Linked DNA regions of Homo sapiens: region 1 is linked to region 2. A link is a contact called in ENCODE Hi-C data. All regions are on one chromosome and are shown on one strand. Each heading gives the region's core, a stretch centred on a gene start or an enhancer-like site at or near the end of the contact. The rest is flanking DNA. Distances are from core to core; before and after follow the strand shown.

Region 1 (3,819 bases), core at 64-2,563, 160 kb before region 2:
GGAATATTAAGCCTGACTTTAGGTAGAGTGTGCAAAGTGTCACTAAGAAGAATAACTAAAACAATGGCCTTTGCAACAACTTGGATGGAGCTGGAGGTCATTATTCTAAATGAAGTAACTAAACAATGAAAAACCAAATATTGTATGTTCTCGCTTATAAGTGGGAGCTAAGCTATGAGGAGGCAAAAACATAAGAATGATATAATGGACTTTGGGGACTCAGGGGAAAGAGTGGGAGAGGAATGAGGGATAAAGGCTACACATTGGGTACGGTGTACACTGCTTGGGTGACGGGTGCACCCAAATCTCAGAAATCACCACTAAAGAACTTATCCATGTAACCAAAAACCACCTGTACACCAAAAACTATTGAAATAAAATTTAAAAAACAGAAGAGTAATTAATACCATTCCCTCCCCTATTTTCCAGTTGGGGGGCAAAAGTCTGAAATACTTAAGAAAATACAGTTGGGGAAAAGCAGATAGGGAAAGTGGGGAATATGAGAGTTGAAGAGGCATCCCAGACCCAGGTGAGTTCTCCTCTCAAGGCTTTCTTCCATCTCCTTCCTTGCCTATGACACTGGGACGTCTGCAGTTTACGACGTATGTACATCGTCAACAAGGAGATCTGCTCTCGTCTTGTCTGTAAGGAACACGAAGCTATGAAAGGTAAGATGATGTCTGGATGTTTAATGGAGAGAAGCAGTTATGAGAAGGGTAGATAGGGACATGATATTACTATATCCAAAGTCTGGTACTAGAGGAGGGCTTCAGGCTACCCCCTTAGAGTCCATCAGCTCCTGCTGGAAGTTATCTCAAATAAACAATCTACATAAAGCAGTATGCTTGATATACAAACATAACCCTAAGAAAAGTACCCCTAGATCCCTGTCCTACTAGATTGTAACCCCACAGTGTCTCCTACTTAGAGAGCTTTCTGACACTCTGGCTATTTTAAAGATCATTCACTGGGGTTCTAGGGAAAATTTCAAGTCAGCCATTACAGATAATAGACTCTGCTAGTCCGCAGCCATGTTCATAACTAAAAATAAAACATACACACGCACATGCACTAATTTGGAGACAGTAAGGTTTGGATAGGGCCTATAAATAAAAAATAGATGGGACATTTAGAAATCAGCTATGTTATAAATAGTTCACCAATTCCAAGAACAATGAACATTTCTTACTGTGACATTTCAGGTAGAAGAAGGTAGAAAGATGTTATGGGGCAATTACGAGGGCCCAAAATGTGTGGTTGTAGACCATACATGGTGGAAACAAAGATACTCTCACCTTCCCCATGGCCAGCCCCGAACGATGGCTGTGGTTGGTGAAAACACCACAGACAAAGCCATTTCTGACTCAGCAGCCCGCTTTGTGCTGAGTTCCTGAGTAAGAGCTGTAGTTAACTTCGCAGAAGGAAACTTGCTGTGTGCCCCCATTGGCTTTGTGCAAGCCACCTGCAAGGGAAGCACCTTGAGATTGAGGATGGGTATTTGGGACTCTAGGCACTTTCAAGTATCTCAAGGGACTTCCTAAAGTTAGCTGTTTGCCCATAGTAAGCACGTAAATGTATACTGAATGATTGGATCTCATTTTTCTATTTAATAGATCCATGATTAGAAGAATTGGCAGCTGGATATATAAAGGAAACTAACATTTACTGCTCACCTGTGCTAGGTACTTTGCATACATGATTTCATTTTAATACTCAGAAATATACTGTTGAGGTAGGTATTTTAATTCTCATTTTACAGAAAGGGATAGTGAGGTTTATAAAATTTAAGAAACTTTCTAGGAAGTGGCAAATAACTAAAGTAAGTGGCAGAGCTGGTTAAAACCCGGATCTTTTTCTCTCCAACCTTTTCACTACACCACACTGAAAAGTCTTCTCTATCCCTTAAAACAAGAGCCTTTGTTATCTTCTGCATTCTCTTCCCATGATGTTCTGCTTCTCTTCTAGATGAGCTTTGCCGTCAGATGGCTGGTCTGCCCCCTAGGAGACTCCGTCGCTCCAATTACTTCCGACTTCCTCCCTGTGAAAATGTGGATTTGCAGAGACCCAATGGTCTGTGATCATTGAAAAAGAGGAAAGAAGAAAAAATGTATGGGTGAGAGGAAGGAGGATCTCCTTCTTCTCCAACCATTGACAGCTAACCCTTAGACAGTATTTCTTAAACCAATCCTTTTGCAATGTCCAGCTTTTACCCCTACTCTCTACTTTTTCACCCAAACTGATAACATTTATCTCATTTTCTAGCACTTAAAATACAAAGTCTATATTATTGCATAATTTTGCTGCTTCTCAATATCATAGACACAGTGAATAGATGATGACTATATGGCTTATATACAAACATTCTATGTACAATTTCAAGGGAGACTAAACTTTAGGCTAATAATCTTTACTATTGAATCTGTCTGATATAGATCTTAGGGTTGAAGAAGCTATCTTTGTCTATTTGGGCTAACCATAGAATTTCATTTATTTTCCTCACAATATTTTCCTAGACCAACTCCCCATCATTCACGTGTTCCTCTTTACTCTTACTTTAACTATTTTGCTGGCTTGCCCGAAAATTTGCCTGGCAAGTCTTCCTTATAAGACACATCATGGTAAGTTTTGTAGTCCTGTAAGATTCTGCAACACAGTCAAGAATTATACAATCCTACTAGCAATATATAAGGACCCAAAATGTCTTCTGCTAAGCTCAGAGGCTGGGGCTAAAGCATGAGGACTATGCCAGCTATAGAACTTGGACTCATAATTCGCTATCCAATTTTTCATGCAGTTGTCTAGTCGGGAAGTAAGGTTGGAAACTAAGTCTCATTTACTGATTCGTTTATGGGTAGTACCGGGATGAACCCACCACCACAAAGCAAATTAGACAACTTAATGTGAAATCATACCATTGGTTGACGTTTCCTTGAGTTGCTACTTCGTTCATCTTCACAACTTAACAAGTGCACGGTCGAATTATTGTGCAAGTGGCTTTTGGATATCCTGATTGGGGCCTAAGAAGGGCATTCAGACTTGAATTTTAATAGGCAGACAGAAAGTTTGCCTAATAGTTAATACGAAAGAGTGAAAGAAACACAATATTCAGACAACCCACATTCTTATCCTGGCTCTAGCAGTAACCACGTAGCCTTGGATAAGCCATTTTCCTTCATTAGGTCCTGGTTTAATTTCCTCATCTTTAAAATGAGAAGGTTAAATTTATCTTAGTACTGCTGGGCGCAGTGGCTCATGCCTGTAATCTGAGCACTTTGGGAAGCTGAGGCGGGTGGATCACTTGAGGTCAGAAATTTGAGACGAGCCTGGCCAACATGGTGAAACCCCATCTCTACTAAAAATACAAAAATTAGCTGGGCGTGGTGGCACGTGCCTGTAATCCCAGCTACTCGGGAGGCTGAGGCAGGAGAATCAATTGAACCTGGGAGGCAGAGGTTGCAGTGAGCCGAGATGGCGCCATTGCACTCCAGCCTGGGTGACAAAAGCAAAAGTCCATCTTAAGAAATATATATATATATTATATATATTCTTAGTTCTAAGATTTCCTTTAATTCTATGATTCTCTGGATTTAAATGCATTATTCATATTTCTTGAAGCTTAGATACAGTCTAATTCATAGCAACCATATCTGCTTTATCCTAGGTGAGGGTAGCAGTCCACAATGGAATAGAAGAAAATCCCATTATAACAAATGACAAATTATATATCATGAATCCTTCTGTCTGACTAACTCAATAACTTTCTATAAAAGCCAATGGAATTCAAATAGGAGCTAGGAGACAACAAGTTATATATGACAG
Region 2 (4,146 bases), core at 1,601-4,100:
CTTGCTGGGCTCTGTGAGGGTGGGATGCACTGAGCAAGACCACTTGGCTCCCTGGCTTCAGCCCCCTTTCCAGAGGAGTGAACAGCTCCGTCTCACTGGCGTTCCAAGCACCACTGGGGTATGATAAAAAAACTCCTGCAGCTAGCTCGGTGTCTGCCCAAACAGCCACCCAGTTTTGTGCTTGAAACCCAGGGCCCTTGTGTGGTATAGGCATCACAGGGAATCTCCTGGTCTGTGGGTTGCAAAGACCGTGGGAGAAAAGCTTAGTATCTAGGCTGGATAGCACCATGCCTCACAGCAGGGTCTCTCATGGCTTTCCTTGGCTAGGGGAGGGAGTTCCCTGACTCCTTGCACTTCCTGGGTGAGGCAACACCCCACCCTGCTTCTGCTCACCCTCTGTGGGCTGCATCCACTGTCTAACCAGTTCCAATGAGATGAACCAGGTACCTCAGTTGGAAATGCAGAAATCACCCACCTGTGTTGGTCTCACTGGGAGCTGCAGACCAGAGCTGTTCCTATTCAGCCATCCCGCTTATTACAAAAATTGACTCAAGATGGATTAAAGATTTAAATGTAAGACGTAAAACCATAAAAACCCTAGAAGAAAACCTAGGCAATACCATTCAGGACATAGGCATGGGCAACGACTTCATGACTAAAACACCAAAAGCAATGGCAACAAAAGACAAAATTGACAAATGGGATCTAATTAAACTAAAGAGCTTCTGCACAGCAAAAGAAACTATCATCAGAGTGAATGGGCAACCTACAGAATGGGAGAAAATTTTTGCAATCTATCCATCTGACAAAGGGCTAATTTCATGCATGTCCATGTGAAGAGACCACCAAACAGGCTTTGTGTGAGCAACAAGGCTGTTTATTTCACCTGGGTGCAGGTGGGCTGAGTCCGAAAAGAAAGTCAGCAAAGGGTGGTGGGATTATCATTAGTTCTTATAGGTTTGGGATAGGTGTACAAAGTACATTCTTAAGGGCGGGGAAGAATATTACAAAGTACCTTCTTAAAGGTTGGGGAGAATATTACAAAGTACCTTCTTAAGAGCGGGGGAGAATATATGTATCAGTTAGGGTGGGACAGGAACAAATCACAATGGTGGAATGTCATCAGTTAAGGCTATTTTCACTTCTTTTGTGGATCTTCAATTGCTTCAGGCCATCTGGATGTATATGTGCAGGTCACAGGGGATATGATGGCTTAGCTTAAGCTCAGAGGCCTGACAGCTAATATCCAGAATCTACAAGGAACTTAAACAAGTTTACAAGAAAAAAACAAATCACCCCATCAAAAAGTAGGTGAAGGATATTAACAGACCCTTTTCAAAAGAAGACTTTTATGTGGCCAAAAAACATATGAAAAAAAGCTCATCATCACTGGTCATTAGAGAAATGCAAATCAAAATCACAGTAAGATACCATCTCACACCAGTTAGAATGGCAATTGTTAAAAAGTCAGGAAACAACAGATGCTGGGGAGAATGTGGAGAAATAGAAATGCTTTTACATTGTTGGTAGGAGTGTAAATTAGTTCAACCATTGTGAAAGACAGTGTTGCAATTCCTCAAGGATCTAGAACAAGAAATACCATTTGACCCAACAATCCCATTACTGGGTATATATTCAAAAGATTATAAATCATTCTGCTATAAAGACACATGCACATGTATGTTTATTGTGGCACTATTCACAATAGCAAAGACTTGGAACCAACCCAAATGCCCGTCAATGTTAGACTGAATAAAGAAAATGTGGCACATATACACCATGGAATACTATGCAACCATAAAAAAGAATGGGTTCATGTTCTTTGCAGGGATATGGATGAAGCTGGAAACCATCATTGTCAGCAAACTAACATGGTAACAGAAAACCAGACACCGCATGTTCTCACTCATAAGTGGGAGTTGAACAATGAGAACATATGGACATAGGGAGGGGAAAAACACTTACTGGGGCCTGTCAGGGGAGGATAGGGAGGGGGTAGACCTTTGGGGAAAAGAGCTAATGCGTGCTGGGCTAATACCTAGGTGATGGGTTGATAGGTGCAACAAACTACCGTGGTACACATTTACCTATGCAACAAACCTGCATGTCCTGCACATGTACTCCAGAACTTAAAGTATAAAAAATAAAAATAGCAAAGATTTAGTCTGCTAGAGAAAATCTCTGAGCATTTTTTAATTTAAATATTGGTGTTTTCACAGAGAATTCATGGAGAAGGACAAAAAAAGAATTTCCTTGATTAAAAAAAAAAAACAACTTAATACAAGTATCCTAAGTAATATACCAGTAAAAAGATGAGTTCCAGCTGACGCTAGCTCTAATTTTGGAGCATTATGAAAGATGTACCTCTAAAGCAATGATAGGTAACATATGTTGATATGTCAGGCACTGCTCTAAGCCCTGAATGGTAATTAACTTGTTTAATTTTCACAAAATGAGGAAAATGCTATTACTGCCATTTTACAAATAACATACCCAACACTTTAAAAGTTAAAAACTTGCCTGAGCTCCTGAAGAGTGCTGGAATATGCCAGAACCAGAATTCAGATTTAGGCTTCATAACACTCAAGCCCATATTGGTAACCTCTAGGTTAAAATCCTCTGAGAAAAAAAGGACATCTTACGAGTTAAAAAACCACCAATAAACACTAACAGATAAATTAAAAACATCAGAAAATATCTAGCAATCAAATGTTGGGATTCATGACTAGAGTAACTAGAAAAGGAGACTGCGTAAGAAGCAGAGGAAGGAACAGATGTATACCAAGGGTCGTGGTGATGAAACTGGTATCAGCAAGCCAGATGGAAACCACAGCAGCAATTCAGTGACTCAAAAGGGACCCACAGCTTCCTCTTTGGGTGGAAAATGTAAAGAATAGTGATCTGGGGTAATAAGCTTCTCAGCCAGGGTAACTCAGAAATGTTTACAAGTGAGTATGTCTAGACTTACAGTAAAGATCCATTTTTCTTTCCAAAAGTACTTCTGACACATTCTAGAGGGCAGACTGCAGTCAGAGACATTTTAAATAGAAGAAATGTCTTCAAGTAGTGAGACAGCATCCATACTTCCAGGCTACTGATGGGGTATATATGTAGGAGATGAACTCCTTAGGAAACACAGATTACACATTTACATCTCTAGTTCTTTTATAGTCAGGGACATACTTAACTTTCCTTTCAAGGTTACAGTCGTTTCCCCAAACCACTATAACTTTATATTTCATTCTAATCCATCTCAGGTTATCATTTCCCTACTTCTTGTTATTTAGATAATTTGTGTATTGTGTTATATTTTCATTTGTAAGTGATAGAAATAAGCTTGTGGGCCAGGCATGGTAGCTCAGTGCTGTAATCTCAGCACTTTGGGAAGCCCAGGTAAGCAAATTGTTTGAGCCCAGGAGTTCCAGACCAGCCTGGAAAACATGGCAAAATCTCATTTCTGCTGAAGATACAAAAAATTAGTTGGGCGTAGTGGTGCTTGCCTGTAATTCCAACTACTCGGGAGGCTGAGGTGAAAGGATCACCTGAGCCCAGGAGGTTGTGCTGCGATCCATGGTCATGCCGCTTCACTTCAGCCTGGGCAACGGTGAGATCCTGTCTCAAAAAAAAAAAAAAAGAAAAGAAAAGAAAAGAAAGAAGCTTGCTAAAAGCTGCTAATGAAAAATGAATGTATAGGAAGGCTGCTTGTGCATTTCCCAGAATCCGTAGAGCAGAACAACCAGGCCCCACAAGCATAGGGTTGATGTAGCTTGGGGAATCTCAGACACAAAAGCATTTGTGGATCTTAAACCTAGAGCTCTGCCATCAGCAAGATTTGGTTCCCCAAATCGTGGACTCATATTTCTCAGCTTTCATTCGGAATCTATGTGAGGGAGAATTTAATTTTGATAGCCTAGAGCAAGTGTAGCCAAAAGATGGACTCATGTAACTACAAACATGGTTACTAAGCTCTCTGGGGACAAACCTCAAAGGAAATAAAATTGTCAAAAAGTGGAAATGATAGCCCCAAACCTCCTACTTCATCCCAGTGTTTCTGCTTATGCAAAAATTTTTCTTAGAAAATGTGTACACATTACAACCAGCTCATTTACTTAGATACAGGGCACATTGGTCAGAGCTCTGAGATGA

Evidence for each region. A loop is a pair of places that touch in the nucleus more often than their neighbours do. Pooled maps may share reads with other maps.
Region 1: a map with no recorded cell type shows a loop between it and region 2 (13-fold over the local background). The contact joins two enhancer-like sites. A Hi-C loop is called at or near these places in 12 of 37 single-sample maps with no recorded cell type and 15 of 50 pooled maps.

What each region holds. Positions count from the first base shown.
Region 1 is chr12:8,646,350-8,650,168 of GRCh38, reverse strand. It overlaps MFAP5 (microfibril associated protein 5), which reads left to right. Exons shown (of 10, transcript NM_003480.4): 9 at 595-668; 10 at 1,966-3,819. The coding sequence ends at 2,078. Among named protein-coding and RNA genes, the nearest start is that of MFAP5, 15 kb to the left of the region's middle. RefSeq lists an enhancer at 1,093-2,292. Within about 2 kb of position 1,313, at least 2 of the 41 ENCODE cell types and tissues checked have a DNase peak (open chromatin) inside an H3K27ac peak, as active enhancers do.
Region 2 is chr12:8,492,000-8,496,145 of GRCh38, reverse strand. No RefSeq gene overlaps it. Among named protein-coding and RNA genes, the nearest start is that of CLEC4D, 19 kb to the left of the region's middle. RefSeq lists an enhancer at 3,021-3,070. Within about 2 kb of position 2,850, at least 3 of the 41 ENCODE cell types and tissues checked have a DNase peak (open chromatin) inside an H3K27ac peak, as active enhancers do.